3 separate regions of the Homo sapiens genome follow, and regions 1 and 2 are each linked to region 3. A link is a contact called in ENCODE Hi-C or POLR2A ChIA-PET data. All regions are on one chromosome and are shown on one strand. Each heading gives the region's core, a stretch centred on a gene start or an enhancer-like site at or near the end of the contact. The rest is flanking DNA. Distances are from core to core; before and after follow the strand shown. Region 1 overlaps ATP2B4 (ATPase plasma membrane Ca2+ transporting 4). Region 2 has its middle 19 kb from the start of ATP2B4. Region 3 has its middle 22 kb from the start of BTG2.

Region 1 (3,917 bases), core at 948-3,447, 350 kb before region 3:
GAACCTGACCATGGTAGGCTGCCTAGCCTAAAACATCCCTGGCTAGCCCTTCTCTCCGGAGGTGTGAATCTCAGGCAGAGGCTGTTCTGCCCGCCTCCTTATCACAGGCTCCTTATTTCCATGACCCAGATTCTAGTTCACCCTGGCCACTTCCAATCCCTCAGGTCTGGCAGCCATCCTCATCACAATCCCGGGTTCTTCCTCCCCTCCCCATGTCTGCCCTGCCCTAATTGCTCCTTAAATGCCAACTGGTTTGCAGAAGCAGACTAGAGCACATGCCCTCCTTCAGCCTACTGAGGCCCTTTGGAGGCATGGGAACAAGGTCAGAGGCAGCAGGTGTTGGCTAAAGTTCAGGTGGCGGGTGGGACCACTTGTCATCATCATCCGACAGCCACACCCAAGCCAGGAAGCCAGGTGAGGGCGGGCACACCAAGCCAGGCCTCTGGCCTCACCATGGGATAGTATACCATGGCCTGGTCAGGGAATCTGATGCTAATTTTCAGCTAGCCCCTAGAACTTAGCCTCCTGGGGGTGGGGTACTCCCTTCCTGAAGTTCTGGGTTCTGGTTCATGTCTCCTTTGCTCTTCCCTCTCCCCCCTATAGTCCTTCCAGGTTGCTAGTCTCTGCTTCCAGTCATCTCAGGACAGCCCCCTTTCCCAGAGACCCAAGGAAAGCCCACATCCTTTTAGTTTTTGAGAAAACAGACTTGAGAGGATGTCACTCGCAGGCTCAGTTCTCTCTTTCTGAAGATAGAACGCCACTTCCTGGTTAGGAGGTGGTATCCACGGGCCTCCCTCACTTACTTCCCCCTCTCCAAGTCTGCTACTCTGACAGCACCTTCTTCAATTCCACCAAAAAAGGTAGTACTAGAGTCAAAGCATCTAATCGGAGAAAACGTGTCACTCGTAGCCCCTGGGTCTCAGGAATCCAGAATTCATCCCTCCTCCCCAGAATCACTTGGTGCTTTTTGGTCAAACTACATCTATGCATGCTGTGGACCCAGTCATCTAGTCCTGGCTACATCTTCCAAAGAAATCCTCATCCAGGGCCTGGAGGGGGCATGTGCAAGGATGTTCACTGGAACATTATCTGTGGTGATCTGAGATCCAAAAAATAAAAATAAAATACCTCTCAGTCTTGGAGTGGCTGTGTTGTCTAGGATATGCTGTGCAGTGATAATGGTGGCAAAACTTACCAGTTCTGGTCAGATGCCTTCAGAAGGCAGGGAGAAGGTAGGACCCATAGATGACAAAAGCTTTCTCCAAACAGCGATACCAAGAATTGACCCAAGGTTGACAGCCTGATCCTGATCACCTGGTCTGCTAAGATCCAACCCATGTCACAGGTTTTAAGAACCACCAAGATGAAGACAGAAAGCTCCAGGGCATGGGTAGGGAAACAGTGTGGTGGGAGGAAGCAGGAATGTGCCTGGGAGGGCACGGCTGTCCCCCTGACCCCTGGCCACTGGCTCCATCTTGAAATGGCATCAGTATTATTAAGATGAGGCCAGGCGCAGTGGCTCATGCCTGTAATCCCAGCACTTTGGGAGGCCAAGGTGGGCAGATCACCTGAGGTCAGGAGTTTGAGACCAGCCTGGCCAACATGGCGAAACCCCGTCTCTACTAAAAATATAAAAATTCCATCCTGGCTAACATGGTGAAACCCCGTCTCTACTAAAAATACAAAAAATTAGCCAGGTGTGGTGGCACGTGCCTGTAGTCCCAGCTACTCAGGAGGCTGAGGCAGAAGAGTTGCTTGAACCCGGGAGATGGAGGTTGCAGTGAGCCAAGACTGTGCCATTGCACTCCAGCCTGGGAGACACAGTGAGACCCCATCTCAGAAAAAAAAAAAAAAAAAAAAAAAAAAAAAAAAAAAGCCAGGTGTGGTGTTGCACGCCTGTGATCCCAGCTGCACAGAAGGCTGAGACAGGAGAATCACTTGAACCTTGGAGGCAGAGGTTGCAGTGAGCTGAGATCGTGCCACTGCATTCCAGCCTGGGTAACAGAGTAAAACTCCATCTCAAAAAAAATTATCAAGATGAGAAAGGGCAGTCCCTTAGGCCCAGAGCCTTGGGAAAGCCAACCTCTTTCAAATTGTGTGAGTCACACTGGCCTGGGTCACCTCTGTGTCCTCCAGTGACTCAGAGGATGTATGGGGTGGAGGTAGGGGTGTTCACAGCAAGCTAGAGCTCAAAAAAATGTAGAGGATGAAACAGCAGCGCTCACCATTTCCTTCAGTTGTTTAAGGAGGACAAGAGCCACCTTCAGGTGGAAGTGACAATGCCATCTGGAAGGTCTGTTTAACAAAAGGGGTACTGGCAGCCTCTCCTGACCCCGTTCACTCAGGATAAGGGTTAGCAACGATAACTGCTACTCACTCCTCAGAGCTGCGGCAGGAAGCTTCTAGGCCACAGACAGGACGCAGCCCTCCGGCAGCAGCATTCAAGTATTTCGTATATGCACTCTCTTGGACTACACAGACTGTCTTTCTTGGGGCTGCTGTGGCTTTCCATATTTTGGTTTCAAGGGAACAAAGGGGCTTTTTAGCAGCTGGATCGGATCCTAGGTTATTTTTAGAAACGAATTTCAGCAGAATCATGTCATGCTTATGGAGAGGGGTCATCTCCCTGGGCTACCGGGTCGGGACCTGGTTGTTCCCAGGCCTCAGGATCTGGTGGAGTCCTCAGGACAAGGGGGAAGAAGTTGCCTGGCCACAGACTGAGGAGGCCACATCTCATCCACCAAAAGGGAGCACCAGGGGCAGCTGCTCTGTCCCCAGACGCTCAGCAGGAGAGGACTTAAAACAACATTCCTGTGTGGCCCAGATACTAGTCAGCATGTCCCATACTGGTCATCAGGCCTGGCTGCTCCCATTCCCTTTCTCCACTCTGACAGTCTCACCTGTACAGAGTACAGAGAACCTCCCATCCCCGCTTTACCTATTCCAGCCTTCTCTGGGCTTATTTCCTGGAAGTCACAGGCAAATCAGCGAGGGCTCCATGCTGAAAAGACAGTGCTTATTAAAAAAGGTGGCCAGGAATGATCGCTAATAACCTGCCACCCCTCTGCGCCTGTTTTATTCTTCCTTGTTCACATATTGCACAGACAGGATCCATTCAGTCAGCCTAGGCCTTTGGAAAGCGAACTGATCATGCTTCCTTGCACTTGAGTAATGTTTTAGAGCTGTGGTTCTCAAACCCAGAGTGAGCACTAGGATCCTCTGGAGAACTGGGGCAAACCTATTGGGCCCCTCCCTGCCAACTCCTGAGTTTCTGGTGCACAAGAACGGAGGTGGGGCCTGGGAAGGTGCACTCCTAACAAGTTCCTTAACAGGGTGAGCTGATGCATCTGGTCTGGGGACCACACTTTGAAAATGTTGCGAGGTTCCAAAGCATTCCCATGAACCCCTTCAGCTCCAGGCTGACATGGGAAGGCACAGGAAGATCTTGCCATGTGTCTCCTTCACTCTTCCCTCTCCCTCTGCTAGTCCTTCCAGGTTGCTGATCTCTGCTTCCATTTATCTCTGGGCAGCCCCCTTTCCCAGACAGAGCCCTGAAAAAGCCCACATTTTTTTAGTCTTTGAGAAAACAGACTTGAGAGGATGTCACTCAACAGGCTACAACAGAAGCCAAGGTCTATTCGAAAAGTTAAAACAAGCCACCTCGTGAGGTTCAGAGGGACACCCAGGCCCCTTTCAGGTTCCAGTGGAGCAAATCCCCTCCCAGCCCTGTCTTCTATCTCCACAGGAGATGAGCGATGCTGGGGCCCATACACAGATGAGGGGAAAACAAAAACAAAAGACATTCGCTGCTCACTTTGGCTCCCAAAACATTACTGCCCCTGGTTGCCTCTGGAACCCAGGCTGCCGTTCCCCTGCCATCCCCCACGGTTCCAGAAGAAGCACCAGGCTCACCGCCT
Region 2 (3,830 bases), core at 1,237-3,736, 280 kb before region 3:
CACTATGCCCTATTAGGCTGATGAGATACCCAGCACCACCTGATTTCACATTAGCATGGAGACACTTGTGTTCCCTTGGACGCTGTTCCTAGCTTGCCTGAGGTTTGCCCCAGCCCCAGCCTCTGTAGCTATGTCTGCATTGATGTCTCAGTTTGGGTCTGCCTGGTTATTTTCCTTCCTAAAGGCCCCAGCCACCTTGAACTGAATCAGTATCATGGAAAACAGGAAGGTAGAGGAAGAAAAGCCCTCGGGGTCCCTCTGCAGGGCTTGTGCCTTAATTCTGGCTGTGGTGATGGGAGGCTCACTCACGCTCGCTCATCTCGTGCCTGGTTGGCCAGTGGCACAGAGCAGTATGGGTGGCTTGGACTCTGGGAGCCATCTATATCCTGGACCCTAAGCCCCAATCCCATTAGGCTAATGCACTAACTAAGCTAAGTCCATTTGTTTATTCAGAACACAAATAGCTTTAACTTCAAGTATGTGACTGGCTTTGTACCAGCTGCAGGAAGAGTTACAAAAAGGCTGTGGTATAGTTGGATGTAAACACTTACACACATGAAGAATGAACCAGTGACATACTAAAGCAAGGCATGGGCCGGGTGTGGTGTCTCAGGCCTGTAATCCCAGCACTTTGGGAGGCTGAGGCGGGCGGATCACCTGAGGTCGGGAATTCGAGACTAGCCTGACCAACATGGAGAAACCCCGTCCCTACTAAAAATGCAAAATTAGCCGGGTGTGGTGGTGCATGCTACTTGAGAGGCTGAGGCAGGAGAATCGCTTGAACCCTGGAGGTGGAGGTTGCAGTGAGCTGAGATCGCGCCATTGCACTCTAGCCTGGAGTGTCCTAGAATGGTCTGTGATGTGTTGTTGAGTGGATCAGAAGAGAAATGCTGTATGTTCAGAGTGGTGAGATGAGTGGACACTGGGATTGTCAGAGAAAGTCCATCAGGAGTTGATGTGGATCTTGAAGGTTTCAGGATCTAGACCAGGCAGGCCTGGCCTCCCAGGGAACGGCTGGAACCAAGGCAGGGAGGCCTGAGCTTTAGAGGAATCATCCCTCAAGGAATATCAAAATTGAAGCCAAGGGTTTCTGTTGGGGGTCAGTGGAAGATGACAGTGTGACTCTTAACAACTTTGGGGAAAATCAAGAACTTGGATATCAAAATAGTGAATACCATTTGTTGCTGAAGTGCTTTATACAGATAAAGGACTCACTAAATCCTTAAAACAATCCTGGGCTGGCGTGGTGGCTCATGCCTGTAATCCCAGCACTTTGGGAGGCCGAGGTGGATGGATCACGAGGTCAGGAGATTGAGAGCATCCTGGCTAACACAGTGAAACCCCGTCTCTACTAAAAATACAAAAAAATTAGCTGGGCGTGGTGGCGGGCGCCTGTAGTCCCAGCTACTCAGGAGGCTGAGGCAGGAGAATGGCGTGAACCCGGGAAGTGGAGCTTGCAGTGAGCCGAGATTGTGCCTCTGCACTCCAGCCTGGGTGACAGAGCGAGACTCTGTCTCAAAAAGCAAAAGAAAACAAAACAAAAAAAACAACCCCATGAAATAAGCACTATTATTACTACCTCCCCCATCCCCTGCTGTTTTTTTTTTTGTTGTTGTTTTTAGATGGAGTCTCCCTCTGTCACCCAGGCTGGAATGCAGTGGGGCAATCTTGGCTCACTGCAACCTCTGCCTCCCAAGTTCAAGTGATTCTCCTGCCTCAGCTGCCCTAGTAGCTGGGACTACAGACACATGACACCACGCCCATCTAATTTTTGTAGTTTTAGTAGAGATGGGGTTTCACCACGTAGGCTGGTCTCGAACTCCTGACCTCACGTGATCCACCTGCCTTGGCCTCCCAAAGTGCTGGGATTACAGATGTGAGCCACTGTGCCTGGCTCTTTCCCATTTTTAAAGATAAGGTAGCTGAGGGCTGGGCATGGTGTCTCACACCTGTAATCTCAGCACTTTGGGAGACCCAGATGGGTGGATCACTTGAGGTCAGGAGTTCGAGACTAGCCTGGCCGAAATGGTAAAATCCATCTCTACTGAAAATACAAAAATTAGCCGGTGTGCTGGCATGCACCTGTAATCTCAGCTAATCGGGAGGCTGAGGCAGGAGAATCAATTGAACCCAGGAGATAGAGGTTGCAGTGAGCCAAGATTGCACCATTGCTCTCCCGCCTGGGCAACAGAGAAGACTCCATCTCATTTCTTTTGAAATAAAAATAAATAAAAACTAAAGATAAAGGAAGCTGAGACCCAGAGAGCTGAAGGCCTCAGAGATGTGTCAGGATTTGAATCTGTGTGCTGTCAAAATACTTGCTTTTCTCATCATGCCATGCTGCCCACCCCAACCCACCCCAGCCCCTCTTTCCTGTGGGTCTTGGTGACTCATCCTCTTTCTTGGCAGACATTGTGGTTTTCAGACATTGTGGTTTTTGATAACTCAGTAAATGAAGTCATCCTGTTGTTGTTGCTGTCTCTGCTTCTTGGGCCACGCTCCCGCCCCGGTGTCCTTGTGCTGCCTCAAGGCTCCTGGTTGCTGGAGCAGGAACTCTGTAGCTACTGTTGCTTTTTTTGTTTGTTTGTTTTATAGTGTCTTTGAAAGAACATGATTTCCCCAGGGGGTGAGCCAAGGCCATTTAAGTGATATGCTCAATGCTATCTAACAATGTCTTTCTTGTTTTTTTTTTGAGATGGAGTTTCACTCTTGTTGCCCAGGCTGGAGTGCAATGGTGCGATCTCAGCTCACTGCAACCTTCACCTCCCAGGTTCAAATGATTCTCCTGCCTCAGCCTCCCGAGTAGCTGGGATTACAGGTGCCTGGCACCATGCCTAGCTAAGTTATCTAACAAGGTCTTTCTTTTTTTTGAGATGGAGTTTCACTCTGTCACCAGGCTGGAGTGCAGTGGCGCGATCTCGGCTCACTGCAACCTCCGACTCCCTGGTTCAAGCGATTCTCCTGCCTCAGCCTCCCGAGTAGCTGGGATTATAGGCACATGCCACCACACCAGGCTAATTTTTGTATTTTTAGTAGAGACGGGGTTTCTCCATATTGGTCAGGCTGGTCTTGATCTCCTGACCTTGTGATCCGCCCACCTCGACCTCCCAAAGTGCTGGGATTACAGGCACGAGCCACCGCGCCCGGCCCACAATGTCTTTCTTATAGATCAAGAACCAGTGTTCTTATCTCAGGGTGTGTTTTCTGCCTTCCCAGGCCTCGCCACACTCACAGTACAGGGGGCAGCCTTCATCTTCCCTTTTTGCTTGAAGCCTCAAGCCTGATGTTTCAGCAGCCTGATGCTCAATCCCAAAGGCCTTTACCTTTTTCTCAGTGCCCTCCTGGCCCTTGTAAATGTGATGTATTGGTTGTCAGCATCAGGGTTCCAGAATTCCCAGGGTAGATGTACAATTAGGCTCACACCGTGCCCCTTGCTTGTGGAGACCATGGAGGGAAGTAATACCAAAGAAAAGAGGAGAGGAAAAGGGAAAGAGCTAACGTATACTGAGTAATTTCTACAAGCTAGGCACCGTGCCTTACATAAACAGTCCTGAGTCACTTAACAAACAGAGCTACAGTCTGAGAAATGCATTGTTAGGTGATTTCATTGTTTTGCAAACATCATAGGTATACCCACACAAACCTAGATGGTGTAGCCTACTACACACCTAAGCTGGATGGTATAGCCTATTGCTCCTAGGCTATAAACCTGTACAGCATGTTATTGTACTATAGGCAATTATAACACACTGGTGTCTAAACATATCTAAACATAGACAAGGTACCATGAAAATATGGTATTATAATTTATTTATTTATTTATTTATTTA
Region 3 (3,520 bases), core at 500-2,999:
ATCATATTCTTTGGGGCCCAATAAAAAGAGTGGCATGAAATGGATTTAATAGCCCATTACACACCCACCCCTACCACACACACACCTTTTTTTTTTTTTTTTTTTTTTTTTTTGAGTTGGAGTCTCGCTCTGTCACCCAGGCTGGAGTGCAGTGGCGCGATCTTGGCTGACTGCAAGATCCGCCTCCTGGGTTCACGCCATTCTCCTGCCTCAGCCTCCCGAGTAGCTGGGACTACAGGCGCACGCTGCCACGCCCAGCCAATTTTTTGTATTTTTAGTAGAAACGGGGTTTCACCGTGTTAGCCAGGATGGTCTCGATCTCCTGACCTCGTGATCTGCCCGCCTCGGCCCCCAAAGTGCTGGGATTACGGGCGTGAGCCACCGTGCCCGGCGCCACACCTTTTTTTTAACCCAGAAAATATAAAGTGCTTTCACTTCTATGACATTTCTTTCCCTGACACATCTATGCGGTAAGGATACAGGTATGATACAGCCTACTTTACAAGACAGGGTAACTGGGACCTAGCACGTTTAATTGACTTGTCTCCCTAAAGGCACAGACTCAAGACTGAACCCCAGAACCCCAGTCTTACTGGCTCCCCATTGAACTGTATCCCATCTTTGTGTGTTCCTTACCCTCTTCCCTGACCTCGCCGTCAGGCGTCACTGAAATGCCCCAGACGCATCACTGCTTTTGTTCTTAACAATGTGAAACATCAACCAAGCCCAGCAGGTGATAGGACTGGACAGCCGCCAGGGGTCTGTGAGCACTGAACAACCAGTCTCCACGTCCACTGAAGATAATGTATGATGTATCAGCATGTGGTATGTTTGGGGCAGGCAAGAGAATGCAGAAGGGGTGAGTCTCCAGGTGACACGAAAAGACTTCAGGAAAGGGATTTGGGGAAAACAAACAAGCCCATCTAAGTGTCAATGTGCATATATGGAGAGAACATTTATGGAATGTTCTACCTAACAAAAGGAGAAAGTTAAATCCTATTAAAAAGGGAGTTGTAAGTCCTTGCTTGCTGCTGTTCTAAAAATTTTTGAGAGGTGGAAATGTGAAGAAAAGACCTTGAAGAAAAGAGAAATCTAGTCTTGCCAAGATAATTCTCCCTTAGTAAAAATCTAGGAGCCAAACGCAGGACCCATCCCAGGGCCTTGAAACCATACCAAGTTTTATTCTGAGTCTTAAATTACTTTACTCATAGGACTTTAAATGTCCTTAGGATCTAGTGCTATCCCCAGCACCTAAACCAAGAATTGTGAGCTGAGGTAAAATGTGAGAAAGAAATGCTCATTCCTTTGTTATTAATACCTAAAATAATATCACCATTTATTAGGCAATTATGTGCCAGGCATTTTGTCACAATAATGAGAGGAGATAGTGCCATTATTATCATTAGTATTTTTCATAGGAGAAAATTGAGGCTCAGAGAGGTTAAGTAACTGCTCAAAGTAACACAGCCAGAAAGTGGCAGAGGCTAGAGTCGAATCGTGGTCACCTGTCTCTTCAGTCTAAATCTCAATGCTACTGTGCCGAATTCTTTGAGTTTGTGGGTGTGTGTGTGCTTCTGTGTCCTGGGGCGGGGGAACAACGTCACTCGAGATACATTAAACGACGTTTACAATGTACGTGCTGGGGAACTGTATGCTGTCTTAGAGGCTGAGGCTGGCGCCCGTGGCCACAGTACAATGGAGGGGGTGGTTAATCTGGTTTTAGAGGATGGCGGATTGGCGATGGCAGACAGAGCTCAAGTAACTGCGCCCATAGGAGGGCGCAAGCACGCAGAGGCACGAGAAGAAAAGGAAGAGGGCCTGAGCCCGAACTTGGGGAAATCAATGCCCAAAGCCTGAGGGACTCTGGAGGGAGGACGGGAAAGGGCCAGAGGTTCACCCCCGAACCTCCAGTTGCTCAAGAAGCGCCGGGCGGGGCCCTGCAGTCGCTCAAGCTGCGAGGAGGACCTGAGAAGCGGGGACGCCTTCGAGGTTTTAGGGACCTGAGCTCCGGCGGCAGGTGGCGAAAAGGCCCAAGCCCAACGGCCGCCCCGCCTCGCCCCTTCCCCGCCTCCCCCTTCTCTGAAAGGCCCCATTCTCCACAGCCGCCGGGGGAGCAACTCCGTTGGGAAGCCACCTAGCGCCCGGCCCCACCTTTCTTTTTTTCTTTTTTTTTTTTTCTTAATAGTTCTCGGCCAAACGCCGCGGCGTCAGGGCGGGCTTGGATTGGCCCGCGCCGCCCCCGAGCCAGCCAATCAGCGGCTTGTTGCCAAGGTGGGGCTTCCCCAGAGCGGGCGGAGGCTGCGGCGCGGCTGCTGTTTCCCAGCAAAGAAAGCAGACTTGTGAGGGCGTCTGGTGGCACTTTCAGGTCCCAGTCAGCTGCTCGTGGGGATTGAGGGACGTGGGTGGGTGGCTGGGGGGTGAGCGGCCGAGGGCCCATATCCGGGACGGAGGGAGGGTCACCTGCCTGCCTTTGCACGCCCAGCCGGCGCTGTCTCCCTCCTCCCCGAAGCTTCCTTGCTGGACAGGTCTGACTCCAGGCAGCCCGTGTGGGATCGCCTTGGCCGCAACGGTCCCGGGTGGAAAGGCATCACCGTTGTCCCCTTACCCTCACCACCAAGCATATTGAGGAAGAGGGACTTGCAAACGTGAGAAGGTGCAAAAATCATCCACCTAACTTCTGAGGCAGAACAGACTATGAACTGAAGACAGTGCTGTATTGCAGTGTGTGCCCCAAAAGGGACCAGCTGACCTTGCAGGCCCGGAGGTGCTAATGAGAGAATGAAAAGGGCCCCGGGAAGCAGGAGACGTAAATCGCACACCTTCTCCCCATGTAACAATAATGCCCAAACCGCCACAAAGCAAGGGTCTGGACGATAGGGTCTCACTTTTCCAACCATAGCTCAGTTACACAAGGGAGAAAGGGCAGAGGCAGATCTACCCCTCACACATTTTCTACCCCTCACACATTTTCCTTTGGCCTCATACTCAATTCCCCAGTCCTGTTTATCTCAGTTTCCATTGTGTAACCTAGATGAATGCCTCCTGTTCTAGTAATGGCCATAATAATATTTAATCACATTTATTGTGTACTTTCTAAGAGCTGGGTACCCTTCTGAGCACCTCACAAAAATCAATCCTCCCAACAATACCGACTAGGAACTACTTTTATCTTATTTTAAGGATGAAAAAACAGGCAGTGAGAAGTTAGGTAACTTGCCTGTTGTCACAGAGCTAGCTGTACCTAGGTAGTCTGTTTCCACCTGGGAAACCCATCTGACTTTGCTCTAGAAGACGGGGACTTTCCTGCTATATTGCCAAAGGAAAAGGCTAGAATGGTTGCCTTTTGAAACACCACATGCCCCCCAAGAGCAGGACTTCAGTTAAGGTCCTTAGGACTCCCAAGACTTCTCCAGACTCCCAAGAGATTCCCCGTGTGGCTTCACCATATAAAATGAAAACAGATAAAATGCTGAATTTTATAGGTGAATTTCACCACTATGCAAAAAAAAAAAAATGGAGC

Evidence for each region. Hi-C counts contacts between places; a loop is a spot of excess contacts on that map. ChIA-PET counts read pairs that join two places held with the same protein, here RNA polymerase II (POLR2A). Pooled maps may share reads with other maps.
Region 1: a map of CD4-positive, alpha-beta T cell shows a loop between it and region 3 (2.0-fold over the local background). The contact joins two enhancer-like sites. A Hi-C loop is called at or near these places in 1 of 168 maps with a recorded cell type or tissue (CD4-positive, alpha-beta T cell) and 6 of 50 pooled maps. POLR2A ChIA-PET finds 5 or more read pairs at or near these places in 7 of 52 experiments (CD4-positive, alpha-beta memory T cell, GM12878, T-cell and 4 more).
Region 2: a map of CD4-positive, alpha-beta memory T cell shows a loop between it and region 3 (4-fold over the local background). The contact joins two enhancer-like sites. A Hi-C loop is called at or near these places in 2 of 168 maps with a recorded cell type or tissue (CD4-positive, alpha-beta memory T cell and naive thymus-derived CD4-positive, alpha-beta T cell) and 8 of 50 pooled maps. POLR2A ChIA-PET finds 5 or more read pairs at or near these places in 5 of 52 experiments (CD4-positive, alpha-beta T cell, CD4-positive, alpha-beta memory T cell, WTC11 and 2 more).

What each region holds. Positions count from the first base shown.
Region 1 is chr1:203,672,596-203,676,512 of GRCh38, reverse strand. The region is part of intron 1 of ATP2B4 (ATPase plasma membrane Ca2+ transporting 4); the gene reads right to left. Among named protein-coding and RNA genes, the nearest start is that of ATP2B4, 48 kb to the right of the region's middle. Within about 2 kb of position 2,197, at least 30 of the 41 ENCODE cell types and tissues checked have a DNase peak (open chromatin) inside an H3K27ac peak, as active enhancers do; they include CD4-positive, alpha-beta T cell, where a contact is called at or near this core.
Region 2 is chr1:203,606,032-203,609,861 of GRCh38, reverse strand. No RefSeq gene overlaps it. Among named protein-coding and RNA genes, the nearest start is that of ATP2B4, 19 kb to the left of the region's middle. Within about 2 kb of position 2,486, at least 12 of the 41 ENCODE cell types and tissues checked have a DNase peak (open chromatin) inside an H3K27ac peak, as active enhancers do; they include CD4-positive, alpha-beta T cell, where a contact is called at or near this core.
Region 3 is chr1:203,326,205-203,329,724 of GRCh38, reverse strand. No RefSeq gene overlaps it. Among named protein-coding and RNA genes, the nearest start is that of BTG2, 22 kb to the right of the region's middle. RefSeq lists enhancers at 403-1,039, 1,699-1,888, 2,089-2,188, 3,498-3,520. Within about 2 kb of position 1,749, at least 39 of the 41 ENCODE cell types and tissues checked have a DNase peak (open chromatin) inside an H3K27ac peak, as active enhancers do; they include CD4-positive, alpha-beta T cell, where a contact is called at or near this core.